4 separate regions of the Homo sapiens genome follow, and regions 1, 2 and 4 are each linked to region 3. A link is a contact called in ENCODE Hi-C or POLR2A ChIA-PET data. All regions are on one chromosome and are shown on one strand. The core of a region is the stretch at or near the end of the contact, and the rest is flanking DNA. Distances in the headings are between cores, read along the strand shown. Region 1 overlaps REV3L (REV3 like, DNA directed polymerase zeta catalytic subunit). Region 2 holds the start of SLC16A10 (solute carrier family 16 member 10). Region 3 holds the start of SLC60A2 (solute carrier family 60 member 2). Region 4 overlaps REV3L (REV3 like, DNA directed polymerase zeta catalytic subunit).

What was found. A loop is a pair of places that touch in the nucleus more often than their neighbours do. ChIA-PET counts read pairs that join two places held with the same protein, here RNA polymerase II (POLR2A). Pooled maps may share reads with other maps.
Region 1: a map with no recorded cell type shows a loop between it and region 3 (6-fold over the local background). The contact joins the enhancer-like site here to the promoter of SLC60A2 in region 3. A Hi-C loop is called at or near these places in 4 of 37 single-sample maps with no recorded cell type and 7 of 50 pooled maps.
Region 2: a map of CD8-positive, alpha-beta T cell shows a loop between it and region 3 (12-fold over the local background). The contact joins the promoter of SLC16A10 here to the promoter of SLC60A2 in region 3. A Hi-C loop is called at or near these places in 6 of 168 maps with a recorded cell type or tissue (CD4-positive, alpha-beta memory T cell, CD8-positive, alpha-beta T cell, HepG2 and 1 more) and 14 of 50 pooled maps. POLR2A ChIA-PET finds 5 or more read pairs at or near these places in 6 of 52 experiments (CD4-positive, alpha-beta T cell, CD8-positive, alpha-beta T cell, Panc1 and 3 more).
Region 4: a loop to region 3 is called in a map of B cell, with 8 times the contacts of the local background. The contact joins the enhancer-like site here to the promoter of SLC60A2 in region 3. A Hi-C loop is called at or near these places in 2 of 168 maps with a recorded cell type or tissue (B cell and GM12878), 22 of 37 single-sample maps with no recorded cell type and 12 of 50 pooled maps. POLR2A ChIA-PET finds 5 or more read pairs at or near these places in 1 of 52 experiments (OCI-LY7).

The regions. Positions count from the first base shown.
Region 1 is chr6:111,425,852-111,429,183 of GRCh38, reverse strand. The region is part of intron 1 of REV3L (REV3 like, DNA directed polymerase zeta catalytic subunit); the gene reads left to right. Among named protein-coding and RNA genes, the nearest start is that of REV3L, 56 kb to the left of the region's middle. RefSeq lists a silencer at 1,591-1,791. Within about 2 kb of position 1,708, at least 7 of the 41 ENCODE cell types and tissues checked have a DNase peak (open chromatin) inside an H3K27ac peak, as active enhancers do.
Region 2 is chr6:111,085,620-111,089,252 of GRCh38, reverse strand. It overlaps SLC16A10 (solute carrier family 16 member 10), which reads right to left and starts at 1,750. Exons shown (of 6, transcript NM_018593.5): 1 at 1,158-1,750. The coding sequence starts at 1,500. RefSeq lists silencers at 1,180-1,359, 1,390-2,069 and an enhancer at 867-1,367.
Region 3 is chr6:111,257,168-111,260,832 of GRCh38, reverse strand. It overlaps SLC60A2 (solute carrier family 60 member 2), which reads right to left and starts at 1,494. Exons shown (of 4, transcript NM_153369.4): 1 at 1,106-1,494. The coding sequence starts at 1,132. It overlaps SLC60A2-DT (SLC60A2 divergent transcript), which reads left to right and starts at 1,621. Exons shown (of 3, transcript XR_001743807.2): 1 at 1,621-1,709. LOC124901378 (a long non-coding RNA gene) reads right to left here. Exons shown (of 2, transcript XR_007059708.1): 2 at 3,123-3,665. RefSeq lists enhancers at 1,385-1,464, 1,785-1,844.
Region 4 is chr6:111,404,724-111,408,397 of GRCh38, reverse strand. REV3L (REV3 like, DNA directed polymerase zeta catalytic subunit) reads left to right here. Exons shown (of 32, transcript NM_001372078.1): 4 at 2,768-2,928. Among named protein-coding and RNA genes, the nearest start is that of REV3L, 77 kb to the left of the region's middle. Within about 2 kb of position 2,122, at least 3 of the 41 ENCODE cell types and tissues checked have a DNase peak (open chromatin) inside an H3K27ac peak, as active enhancers do; they include B cell and OCI-LY7, where a contact is called at or near this core.

The DNA of each region.
Region 1 (3,332 bases), core at 459-2,958, 170 kb before region 3:
TTAAAAAATAAAAAGACAAACCAAAAACCCTCTTTTTTATATTTGAAGGATAGCATTGCTCAATACTTTATTCTTAGATGGCATTTTTTTAAAGCACGTTGAAGATGGCATTCCACTCTTTCCTGGCCTTTATAGTTTCTCTTAAGATGTCTGTTGCCAGACAAGTTGGAGCACTTGTATACATCATTTACTTCTTTTCTCTTGCTGCTTTCTTTGTCCTTGACCTTTGAGTGTTTCATTATTATATAACTTGGGAGTAGTCTTATTTGCATCAAATCTATTTGGTGTTGTCTTACCTTTATTCCTGTACCTGGATATTTATCTTTTTCTCAAGTTTTTGGGATTTTTTTCTGTTATTTCTTGAAATAAGCTTTTTGCCCCTTTCCCTTGCTTAACAAGAGCCCTCACTCTTAAATACCAATAAATTTCTTAGATTTTGTCTTTAGAGGTAATTTTCTGTATCTTAAAGGCAGCCTTCATTCCTTTCCATTGGTTTTTTTCTTTTTTCTCCTCATGTATTTTCAAATAGCCTGTCTTTGAGCTCACTGACTTTTTTTTGTTTCATATATCCTGCTATTGAGAGACTTTAATGAATTTTTCAGTTCACCAAATGTATTTCTCAGTTTTGATTTCTGTTTGTTTTCTTTGTATTATTTCACTCTTCTTGTTAAATTTCTCTAATAAATTTCTGTATTACTTTTCTGTGTTGTCTTGTAGGTTATTTAGTTTCCATTGTGCTATTGAGAGTATCTAATGAATTTTTCTGTTCACCAAATGTATTTCTCAATTTCGATTTCTGTTTGGTTTTTTTTGTATTATTTTGATCTCCTTGCTAAATTTCTCTAATAAATTTCTTAATTACTTTTCTGCTTTGCCTTGTAAAAGTTACTGAATTTCCTTATACCTGGTATTTTGAATTCTTGATCAGAAAGCTCATGTCACTGTCTTCTTAGGGTCAGTCACTGGTTCCTTGCTTTGTCTGTTTGAGGTCATGGTTCCCTGTTTTCTGTTGTTTGTTGTGGATATACATCTGTGTCTTTGCATTCAAGGATTAGTTATTTATTCTAGTCTTCTCTATCTGGCTTGTTTTGGTTTTTATCGAATATGCTTGCTTAGAGATTCTTTGAAGTTTACCTGTTAATTTTCTTTCTTTTTTTTTTTTTCTTAAATCTGCTAGGTTGCTGCCTCCTTTTCAGCACCTAACCTCTGGGTAGAGGTTCATGTCCAATGAACCTGTGAAATGAACCTCTTAACAGTGTGGTGCTGCTGAACAGCCACTCCAACTTGGCATCTCTTTTGGCTGAGTTACATAGCAGAGTTTCCAGGACTAGGGATGGTAGTCCCACCTCCGACCTCTTCTCTTTATTTCTGGTGGTTTTCAGGGATTATTTCTCCCTTAGGTATTTCCACTGCTCCCAGTTATTAGGACAGGGATAGGTCTCTTGCCAACAAACCCAAGATGGTGGAGAAGCCAGTTGTCCACCTCAGTTATACTTTTTCCAGTGTAGCAACTCTGAGTTGGGAAAGTTTTCTGCATGCTTGGTGCTGGACAGATTGAGGGGAGGGGCACTGTGATTATGAAAGTCTAATTTGCTTTCTTTTGCTCAGAGTTTTTTCACTTCTTTGTGGCCTTGGGAACTGTCTCCTCATATTTGAGTTCGGGATATTGCTCATGATCGTGTCAGCACTGTATTTGTGGTTTTGGTTTCCTGTGGCAGTGAGTGAAGCCAGGTTACTTCTGTACCACCGTTTTACAACCAGAAGTCTCTGTCCATTTTAAAATTTTATTGTCTTTTTATTATTGAGTTGAAAGAGTTGTTTGTTCTAGATACAAGTCCCTTATGAAATATATGATTCACAACTTTTTTTTCATTCTGTGCATTGTCTTTTCAACTTTCTTTTAGACAGGTAAAAGCTTAAGGTCCTTTAGTATTCAGCTACCATAAAATATGGTTGAATAATTTACTAGACTTGCATATAATGTTAATTACCAATAATATTTTATTTATTTGCATTTGAAGGAGCATTTAGGTATTTATGTACAAATTTGACCAGACAGTAAGTTTGTTTTGATTAACTTTTGATATTGCTTTAAATTGAGATGAATTTTCATGTCATAATCAGAATTTTTTTTTGAGACTTTGGTTTATTTACCTTTCAATTAAAATACCACAAAAATTAATGTGTGTGACCATTCTGGCTAAATTATCTGAAACTAAAAAGTGTTTGTTTTACAAGCCAGAATTTTATTTTTCACTAAGGTTAATAACACTAATTATTTTTATGACGTTTAGTCTGAAAGGTGCACATTTTCTTGGAGATTTGTGCTTGAAACTACTGTTAGAAGCTTTGTTTTTTAAGACTGAGCTTTTTAGAAATAGTTGTACCATGGCGTGTGCCTTTGAGCAGTACCCATATAGTTTCATAGTTATTGAAAATCAAGGGAATTGTTGATTTACTTTCTATAACAATAATTGCAGATTAAATTGCTTATGAACTTTGGATACAACATTTCATCAGATTTCTGACATATTAATCATAAAAGAATCATATTAATCATCAAACTACTGTTGTTCAGTTTGGAAGTTGGCCCTTAACCCATTTATGCCTAGTGTTCCATTATTGGGCTGCTAAGCTTGTGGGAGTTATTTATATCCTACTGCTCAGGGTCATCACCAAAGTCTGATTTTTCACACACAAAAAATTGCAACCTCTGGCATAAATGGGTTAATTGATTCCCTTCTAGTTCCGTTCCATAAAGGGGAGATGTGAGGACATTATACATATCTTCATTGTTTATAAGGAGAAAGAAAATAGTTTATAAGGAGAAAGTAAGATTTAAATCCATCAAATTTTCAGCTAGACTCAGTTGAAAGCCTTCTTAGAGGCCACCCAATTTGAAAAAGACATCCTGTGCATCAGTTTTACAGTAACAAATTCTCGGTTTTCTGACATCAACTGTGGGTGTTCTACAATTGAATTCAATTCTGACACTAACTACTACTAATGTATACCCTACAGGGTAAGGGTTCTGTCCGATAGTACTGCTCACTTCAGACACCAGCCACAAATGGAGTCCCTAGGCTCCCTGCACTTCTGCCCTACCTGAGGCTATCCAGGAGCCCCCAGCTACCAGTCATCTCATTGGTACACATGTAAACACTTAACACTTAAAAGAATCCAAACGTTTTAGGAGCTGTGTACCAGGAAGAGGGACAAAGACCAAATATATATTTCTTCTTATATCATAGTATCATACCCCCTCTTGTAAATTTTTCATTTTAGTTATTGAACTTTTCAATTCTGGAATTTCTATTTGGTTCTTTTTTTAT
Region 2 (3,633 bases), core at 501-3,000, 170 kb after region 3:
ATTTATGTCAGGTTTTAAAACTCTCAGCATAACCCAGCATTACCTTTGTCTCAGAATTTATTACAGTCTTGCCCATTCCTCATATGCATACTAAAGACCTAAGAAATATTCACTCTAAAAATAATAGAAAATCAAGGTTAAAAAAAAAGACTATTAATCATATAAAGTTACCCCAAATGATGGGGAGGGAGGTTGATTTAGTAATGGAAATCACTTAGCCCTTGAAGTCAGTTGATATGTGTTTTATTGCCATTCTACTACCCACCAAGACACTTTCACTGAGCTACAGTTTTCTCACCCAAATGGGGTTGACCGCGCTCACCTTGCAGGATAAAGTGAAAGAATTTATGTTAAAGTGTCATGCAGAAGGTCTTAGATTTGTTTTTTGCCTAACCAGCCAAAAAGTCATAATAATGCTCTACAGGGAGAAAACGCTGAATCTGCACCTTTTGTATCTAATTTACTATATGGTTAAAAAAAAATGTCAAAAAACACAACAGGAAGAGGGAAGAAGCAACCCTTCACCTTCCTCATCCTAGTCCCTAATCCGGCTGCCTCCCGTGTTTTCTACATTTAACCCAGAGGGCAAAAAAAGGCGGGGGGACGGGAACGCACGGAACCGTGACTCTTGCAGGGCCCCCTTTGGAACTCCAGTGACCTTCGTACAAATCTCTTTCATTCCTCCAAACTCCACCCCCCGCCCCGCCAACATACGCACACCCCTCTGCGGCCCAGGGAGGCAGGTGAAGAACTACATAACTGGCATAGTCACGAAAGAGACCACAAAAATGACAGGGCGATGACTGGGGTTGAAGGTTCTGGGGTTCTGTTTGTTTTCAAACAATAAAAGGAAGGGCTCCTGTGGACTGTTAGCGTCTGCTCTGCTGAGGGGAAAGGAGGACGATCTCGGCAAGTAAGTTCTGCGACCTGCTTGCAAACACACAGCTCTGCAGCTGGATTCCATATAAAGACGGGCACCCCGAGGCCCCAGAAGCGGCAGGCTCTGTCTGCAACTCGAAAGACCCCCCTGCTCGCACCCTCTGGCACAGGGACCCACCGACATGCACACTCGGAGGCAGACACAGCCCACACGCGGGATGCGCTCGGGGGCCCCACGCGGGTCGCCCAGGCTGGCCTCGGCGGGCGCCGCGCCTCACCTGTCTTAAAGACCATCTTGTCATCGTCTTTGGAGCCGAAGGTTTCCAGCATGGACACGAAGAGCACCCCGCAAGCGTTCTGGATGCCGAACACCGACCCGTTGCACCACATGGCCGCCAGCATCACCAGCCAGCCCCAGCCGCCCTCGGGGGGTTCGGGGGGCTCATGGGGCTCCGCGGTCGCCGGCCCCGCCAGCTCCACCTCCACCTTCTCGACAGCCGCCTCGGGGCTGTCCGAGGGTCCCGGGCCGGGCGGCGGAGCGGCCCCCGTGGGCGCGGGGCCGAGCGGCTGCGCCTCGCTCGTGCCCCGCGCGGAGTCCGGCTCCTCCTGGGAGAGCACCATGGCCCGAGGCGGGCCCCTCAGGCGCCGGAGAAGCGCGAGGGACGCGAGTTACCAGCGGGCTCCCGGAGGAGCTGCGGGGCTCCTGGCGGGCTAACGAGGCCGAGGCGAGGGCGGCGGAGCCCCTGGCGGGCGGGCGGGCTGGCAGCGCGCAGGCGGCCAGCGCGCAGGCGGCCGCGAGGACAGCTGGCGCGCGCGAACACCTCGGGGATCGACACTGAAGCCTCTAGGTCACAGCCCCGCACCCCCGACTGAGCCCACTGCCAGCCGCCGGTTCTTAAAAGCACCCCCCGCCCCGCCGGCTGGGGGCGTGGCCGGGAGCGGGACGTGCCCCCACAGCCTCCAGATGATTGGGCCTCGGAGAGCGGAGGCGGGGCGCCCCGCGGCGCGCGGCCCCAGGTGCCCGCGGCAGACGCTGTCTGCGCGCGCGTCTGCGACGGGGCCTCCTCCTGCTCAGAGAGGGGCACAGATGTGTGGGTCACCCCGCCTCAAAGCATGAGCAGAAGGGGCGCGTCTCCTAGGTGCGGGCGCGGTGGGCCTTCAGGAGAGCCACACTGGATCGTTAGCCTCAACTCACCGACACAGCGTCACAGTCACACTAACATTGTCTCGATTGTGTTTGTTTTATGTTTTGGCATTCACCTCTCAGTACTAATTATAATATGTAAGATTCGTTATGCCACCTGGCTTCTTAAATAAGTCATCTGAAGGATCAGAGCCCTTATTTTATTACTTCAGTTCCATTCTCTTGCATTCGTATACAATTTCCTTATGAATATTTGGCACACCAAAGATGCTTATTTTCAGTCCTCACTGGACTGCAATTCCGAAGTCTTCAACCAACAAACATTTTTAACAGACAGCTAGAAAGCATTACTTTTCAACTACATCAGAGTCGTTTTCACTTTAAACAAAAACTAAAACCTGTATTCAACTCCTCTGTCTCCCTGAAGCATGGAGTGCCATCCTATGTAAAAGAAAAGAAGAGTAACCTGCTATGCAATATTGAGGATGCTTCTTAATTTCTGTTATTCGTATTCTTCACTTCAATCAAAGTCAAAATATGCTAGTTACTTGATGTGCCCACCACTGTGATAGAGTACACAGATGAGTGCGATTGATCTCGTTTCTGCCTCTTATCAGTTGATAAACTGGTAGGAAAAAAGAGTCCTGGGAGAGACTAGGAGGCTCAGATGATGTGTTATAATACATGTACAAAAGAGAGAGATGAGATAGTCCCTTAAATTCTCTCCAAACACTGTAGAAGAGCCTCTACAGCAAACAGCCTTTGGCCGAAGCCCTGATTCATACATACGACTTCAGTGGGTCAAGACAGGAAAAGAGCATTCCAGGTAGAGAAAATAGCATAAACTAAGGAAAGCAAGCCGTGCTTGGTTGTGGAATGGGGAACATAGCTCAAGTGTAATCTGCCTTAGAAATGAGGGTAAAATAGTAAACAAAGGAATAGGCACATAAGTGCACAAAAATGTATGTATGAAGATGATACCCCAGTATTGTTGGAAATAAGGAAAATTTGGAAGTATAATGTACATTGGTAGAAGACTGATTAGATACTTACTTTAAAACCTCTAAAAGTTCTGAAGGTCATCTGTATTTATTGACTTTGAAAGTTGTCCACAACATATTATTGGGCAAAGAAAGCACATCGATTATATATTTGCATGCACACAAACAAACACATATGTAAGAATTATCCACGAGTCAGTACTGATGTAAGTAAATGATTAAATAAATAATGAGGAGAGAATAGACAAATCTCTCCTGCAGGAAATGTAAATACTTTATGAACATACTCCCTCCCTCATGGAGGTGAAGTACAATGGTTTACTCTTTAAGTGTGGGTATGCGTAGTAACTTTCTTCCAAAGAGTATAGGATGGAAAGGGGGAGTGGGGGGAAGAAATAACTTTAGGGTGCAAAAAATGGCACACAGTACCTCAACTAGATGATAATGTATCCCCGATATGATGTGATGAAAATGGTACTTTACCTCTGTGGTCTTCCTGCCAAAACCCATAATCCCTGGCTAACCATCAGAAAAACATTAGACAAATCCCAATCAAGGACAGTCTACAAAATACCCATTAAGTACTTTCATTACTGTAAAAGTCATCAA
Region 3 (3,665 bases), core at 245-2,744:
TCATGTCTTCAAAGGATTTACAACAGGACCGGACAAGTCAGTGACGACTCACCAAAAGTCTGAAGTGATTTCTTTCTTCACCCCTCCCCACCGCCCCCAATCAAAATACTCTAAGAAACAACTGTGGCTCAGAGTCCCTGAGATGGTAAGTGACCACACATGACTCTTGGGAGGACTCATCCTCTCAACTCCCCCAGGATCATAATTATCAAGTGATAAGGAGGAGGTTTCCGAAAAGTGAATTGAGTGGCGACCCAGGGGTTTGGCAAAAGGCGCCTCTAGGCTTGCCCTTTGCTCCAAGAAAAACATTTAAGAATCTAAAGGTTGGTTTTATTAATAAATAGGATGGTGGGCAGAGTAAAAGACATATTTCTGGCTCTATCACTTAACCAGCTGTGTGATCCAGAAAGTCACTTTCCCCTCCGGGCCTATTTCCTTATCTGCAAAATTAAGCGGTTGGCTGAATTTGGTCAGATCACCAGGAAGAAATTCCAGAAAAGTAGTTTTTCTGTGTAATAATTTGGGGGTTGAGTGGGTGGGTGCGGAGAGCAGCGGCCAAAGACCTGGTGAACCCCTCTTGCAACCTTCCCATCCGACGAAGGAGACGTAGGAAGGCTTGCCGGGCCGGGCGCCGTGGCTCACGCCGGTAATCCCAATACTTTGGGAGGCCGAGGTGGGCGGATCACCTGAGGTCAGGAGTTTGAAACCAGCCTGGCCAACATGGCGAAGCCCCGTCTCTACTAAAAATACAAAAATTAGCCGGGCTTAGTGGCAGGCGCCTGTAATCCCAGCTACTCGGGAGGCTGACGCAGGAGAATCGCTTGAACCCTGGGGGCAGAGGTTGCAGTGAGCCGAGATCGCACCACTGCACTCCAGCCTGGGCAACAGAGCGAGACTCCGTCAAAAAAAAAAAAAAAAAAAGCTTGCTGGAGCTGAAAGACGTATTCAGAAAATCTATTTCCTCCAAGATTAGAATTGTGCCCATTTTCTAGATGATGAAACTGAGGCCCAGTCAGATTAGGTAACGCGCCCAAGGTCAGTTTGCAAGTGGCGAAGGCAAGACTCGAACGCCCCGGCCTGGGAGTGTTGCAGCCCCGGCTCTCACCAGCCCCAGGAAGGAGGCACACAGCATCAAGGTGGTGAACCACCGCAGCTTGCTCCCGGTCCCACCGCTCTGCCAGGAGACCACCACCACCTCCGGCTCCGGCTCATTCTCCGCCGGGGCCTCCGCCTGCAGGAGCCGCTGCCCCGCAGCCGGGGGCCCGGCCCCACGGAGCTCCACCTCTAACTCCAGCTCGGCGGCTCCGGAGAAGTCGTCTTGCTGCCGCCGCGCTTCTCAGCAGAACTTCTGGAGCTCCGAGAAGAGCACTGGCCCCGACCCCAGGCACGGGTGTCCCTCCGGGCGCCACCTCCCAGCGGACCGCCCGGAACCGGGGCAGAGAAGAGGAACTTCGGCACGCCGCAGGTGTTCGTGGCAAAAGACGCTCGCTCTCCAGCAAGCAGGCGCATGCGCGGGTCACGTGGCGGAAATGTGGCCTCTCGCCAACCGCTATCGTGCCTCAAGCCGGAAGTTGATATGGTTGCCTAGGAGACCGGACGTAGCTCTCTAGCCTAGGCATCATACTTAGCTGAGCTCACAGAGGCTGGCGGACGTGCGCCCCATGGCGGAGCGAGCTGAAGTTGCAGCCTGGGACCAGGGAAATCAAGAGGTAAAAATGCGGCCAAACCATTATGAGGAAAAGGGGCCAAGAATTACACTGTAGCGCCTCGCGCCGGCTCCCCGGTCTCCTGGGGAGCGAAGGGAGCCTGAAGAGCTGGTCCTTATACAGCTTTCTGAAATCCCTGAGATCTGTCAATGAATCGCGCATCTTTCACTCCACAAGTATTTGTTGAACGTCATTGTGTAAGTTATCACGTATATTATCTCAACCCTCACAACACTCCAAATTCCACGTTATCCCCGTTGTACAGATAGAAAGATTAAGTCATAGAAAATAATTAACAATCTGCCCAAGCTCAGTCATCGAATTAGTGGCCGTATATAAACAGTGTAACAGTAGCTCAAGAAAGAAATCGGGATCCAAAGCTGTGGTTTCAAACACAATTCCTGAAATAATTCCAATTCCTGAAATAATTCCATCGTTGTAAAGAAGTGGAGCGTGGCATCGATTTGAGGAATTTTTTTTATATACTTTAAGTTTTAGGGTACATGTGCACAACGTGCAGGTTAGTTACATATGTATACATGTGCCATGTTGGTGTGCTGCACCCATTAACTCGTCATTTAACATTAGGTATATCTCCTAATGCTATCCCTCCCCCCTGATTTGAGGAATTGTTTTCCTTTTGCTCTTTAACAAAGCGTACCACAGCCTCAAAATGTTATATACTTTTCTTTGTGGTCTATTTGAAATGTTCTTTTCCACCTGATTCTTCCAACTTTCATCCACTTAGGCTCCCAGACTACAAACCTTAGTCTCATCATCCCTTGCAACCCGTCTCTCCAGACTTATTCGTTTAGTCATTAAGTCTTCCCCCCACCCGCACCCCCACTTTTTTTTTTGTTTGTTTGTTTTCTTTTTTGAGACAGAGCCTATGTCGCCCGGGCTGGAGTGTTGTGGCGCTTTTTGGTAGAGACGAGTTTTCACCATGTCGGCCAGGCTGGTCTCGAACTCCTGACCTCAAGTGATTCGCCTGCCTTTGGCCTTCCAAAGTGCTGAGATTACAGGTATGAGCCACCATGCCCCGCCAAGCATTTCTTTTTTATTTATTTATTTATTTATTTATTTATTTATTTATTTATTTATTTGAGACGGAATCTCGCTCTGTCGCCCAGGCTGGAGTGCAATGGTGCGATCTCGGCTCACTGCAACCTCTGCCTCCTAGGTTCAAGCGATTCTCCTGCGTCAGCCTCCTGAGTAGCCGGGATTACAGGCGCGTGCCACCACGCACGGCTAATTTTTTTATTTAGTAGAGACGGGGTTTCACCATGTTGGTCAGGCTGGTCTCGAACTCCTGACCTCATGATCCGACCGCCTCGGCCTCCCAAAGTGCTGGGATTACAGGCGTGGGCCACCGCGCCCGGCCCGCCAAGCATTTATTTTAGAGCAGGTCAGCTGGCATTCCTTCATATGAGAATGTCTTTATTTCACTTTGATTCCTGAAAATATTTTCACTGAAAATAGAGTTCTGGGCTAACCGTTATTTCCTTTCAGCACAGAAAGATGAGATTTCTATTCGAGTTTTAGCTACCCATGCCACCCAACAGTTCCCAGCTGGGGTCTCTCCTCAGGACAAACCACAAGAAAAGAAGAAAAAAGCCAGGAAATTCATCCCCTTGCAGGTTTCTAAGTTTTGACTCCCTACCTCAATTCTTTATTTACTTTTCAGAGGCGGCAGGTAGTTGCCATTTGTATTTTGTCATGAGTCTTTCAGTCGTAATCAGTGAGAGAGGGGCTGAAGTAGACTAATGACGCCAAACCAGGACTTTTCTACCTATCTTTGGAGAATCCATGTTAAAACAAACAAACAAACAAACAAACAAACAAAACCTACTTTGGTAGGTAGTCTTTTCTCACCTGCCTTTCAGCCTTGAGGCTGGTTTAGTTTCACAACTATATAGTTGTGCTGCTCCTAAATCTTGTCACAGGTTTTACCTCGTGTTA
Region 4 (3,674 bases), core at 873-3,372, 150 kb before region 3:
CTCCTGACCTCAGGTGATCCGCCCACCTCAGGCTCCCAAAGTGCTGGGATTACAGGCGTGAGCCACCGTGCCCAGCCCCTCAATAACATTTTAAGAATGAAAGGGGTTCTGGGGCCAAAAAGTTTGAGAACCACTGGAATAAAGCTCTCTTAAGGCTTTCTTAACCTTAAATTGCATTTACATCCATTCTCTCCTCGCTGCCTATTCCGTGAAAGAAATTTTTCCTCCTCACCTCTGAGGCTCAAGATTCATCTTCTTTGATGTTTTCAAGGATCGCTTCCATCTGTCGGCTATTCCCGTCTTTCTTTCCAATTCCATTTTAATATTAATAAAACTTTGCTAATTATACGCACACATTCATACTCATAGAAACACCTTTCTCATTTAGCCATTCTCCTTGAAAGATTTATCTATACTTTGTGTATCCAACTTCTTACCTCCCATTCATTGTTTGTTTGTTTTGAATTGGAATCTTGCCCTGTTGCTCAGGCTGGAGGTCAATGGCACGATCTCAGCTCACTGTAACCTCATCCTCCGGGGTTCATGCAATTCTCCTGCCTCAGCCTCCTGAGTAGTTAGGATTACAGGCACCACCACCACGTCTGACTAATTTTTTTGTATTTTTAGTAAGGACAGGGTTTCTCCATGTTGGCCAGGCTGGTCTAGAACCCCTGACCTCAAGTGATCCACCTGCCTCAGCCTCCCAAAGTGCTGGGATTACAAGCACAAGCCACTGTGCTCGGCTTTCCCATTCACTCTTTAACTTACTACAATATGGCTTCTACCCCAACCATTTTACTGAAAATTGCTTTCACTAATGACCTCTGTGTTGCTAAATCCAATTTTAGGTCCTTACTTTTTGACCTCATGGTGATGCTTATGGTGCCTTAAAACAATCCTAAATGTTAGCTTCTGTGATATATACCACCTCTAGTTTTTCTCATTCCAGTGTGATCAATCATATTTCTGCCATTTTGTTGGTTTACATTTTAACATCTATGGTTGTTTCTTAGAATTCTGCCTTAGACTTTCATCTTTACTCTGTATATTTTCTGTTCCCTCTACAGACTTATTTACTCCCATGGGTTTGTTTGGTTTTAACTTTTGTTTTTGTTTATCTTTATGCTTTTGACTTCCAAATGTATATGAATAGCCTCATTTCTCTCTAGAGCTTCTAAACAATATATCAAACCATCTACTGGATAGATGGAATAGCCGAGTGGTTAAGAGTGAGGGCTCACAAGGCAGAGAAATTTTGATTTGAATTTTAGCCCCTTTGTTTTTTTAAGACACAGGATCTTGCTCTGTTGCCCAGGATGGCATGCAGTGGCGCCATCATACCTCACTGTAACCTGGAACTCCTGGGCTCAGGTGGTCCTCCCACCTCAGAGCTCTTCTATCTTTTGTGTGATTTTTAAATCTAAGATAATTTCTTTATTTATAAAATGGAGATGATCGTACCACAGACTTGTAATAAACATTACTTGTAATAAAGTACGTTAGCACAGTATCCAATATATAGTGCTCAGAAATGTTAGTTACCTCTGCTGTGTTAATAAAATGATTATTATTTTCTTTATGATTCATTTCCAATATTATTATTGGATCCCCACTATACCTAAATGCCCTTGTGTCTAAATTGAGTTTATCCTTATTCCCCTTCCAAAAAATCCCAAACCAATTTTTCTTACAGTTCTTCCCCTTTCAAATAATTGCACCACCACTAACCAGCTGCTTAAGCAAGAAATCTAGGCATCACCCTCAGCCCCTTTTCTGTCTCACCCTTCACATCTAGTTAGTCATCAAGGCCTGATCATTTCACCCCTTATATGTCTCCTGAATCAGTACATTTCTATGATCCTTGTTATAGCCACCATCCTTAGTTTTTCCACAACAGCCTATTTACTCCTTACCTGTAGTCTTCTGTGTTCTATAGCTAGTCTGGTGATGTCACTTTTCTGCTATTCACCTCTCAGACAAATTTCACTACCTCTTCAAATGTCTTAACAGGCTCTTCATGCTCTTACTTCTCATTACTTCTCTATCCCTGCCTCTGACACTAGGTCACAGTCTTACTCAGTGGTTTCAGTTCCTGAATAAGCCGTGTTTTCTCGTGACCCTTTACATGTGCAGTTTTATTTACGTGAATACTCTTCCCTCTCTTCAGAGAAAAAAGTGCCTCTAGTTCATCATTTAGTCTCTTGCTTAGAGAGTTTCTCTAAGGTTTTGCAGAAACCACCTCTGTACCTCTATCTGTTTAGTATCTTTTCTAGATGTTTAATGTATTTCCCCACATAGTACTTAACTATGCTGTATATAATTGTCTGTTGTTTGTATTCGTCATCATGAAGGGAAAAAAAATACTCAGGAAAGAAAAATATCAAAATGGCAATACCTCTGAGTGGTGGGATTATAAGTAATGATTTCTTTTCCTTTTTTGAATATTAATCTTTTCAAAATTATTTGTTATTTTTAAAAGAAAAATTTTATTTTAAAAACCTTTTAATTTTTAAATATAGTTAGTATCAAATTGGTTTAAGACAAAATATTCTTCATCCATGCAGTTTTTTGTTATTCAGAACATGTTGCTTACTTGAAAACTTGATTGAAACTTTTAATTTCTAACAAAATACAAATTTCCGGTAAAATTGAGATGGAAATTTTGTGTGCTAATAAGTGCTTTGTTCTGTATATTTCTATAATCATTGTTTCATTTAACATTTTAGGGAACATAATTTTATGATAAAACTTTTTTTTTCTAATTTAGGATATGTGAACTTTTGCAAAGCGGAGCCATAATGAATAAATTTTACCAGCCTCATGAAGCGCATATTCCCTACCTCCTACAGCTCTTCATTGACTACAATCTTTATGGCATGAATTTAATAAATCTGGCTGCTGTCAAGTTCCGAAAAGCAAGAAGGAAAAGTAAGGTTAATTTTCAGTCAAATTAAATTTTTGTCAAATTAAAGTTTTGAAACAAGTGTTATATAGTCAGTGATTTATAAAATAATATATATTTAGAAAATAAATGTTGAGTGACTAAAGAATGAAAAGAAATACATGCAAAGTGGGATTAGAGATTGTCAGGAAAAGCATCTCAGAAAAAATTTTTTTTGGTAACAGCTTTATTGAGTTATAATTTATATCCGTTTAAAGAGGACAGTTTGATGGTTTTTAGTATACAGGCTACCTAAAAGGTATTGTGGGTTTAGTTCTAGACCACTGCAAAAGTGAACCCTTTACACTGCTTAGCAATTGATATGTATTGTGATTCTTTTTTTTTTTTAACCTCAGACCTTAATGTTACTTTTTATATTTTAGGAATAGTATATGATACACAATTCTAGAAATCCCTGGAGTTGTTAGAGCCTTGTTACTTTAGTCCAGCACTTCCCTGATGGTGTGAATAGCTGTAGGTTAGTGGACGTGTTGGTCTCTCAGCATTCCAGACGGATTCCTAAGTCCCTTGAGCCATCACCTCCACCACTGAACATCCTTGTCCATTTTATCTCAGTGGGCTGTGCAAGCATTGTTATTTTTCTTTGTGTGACATGACCTGAAAAATATTGCAGGCAGAGCTTTCTCTGGGTGAATTTGCTATTTCTTTAAAGTTCTTTATTTATAGAGCCGTTGATATTATGAACAAAACAGAATAACATGGCTATTTGAAT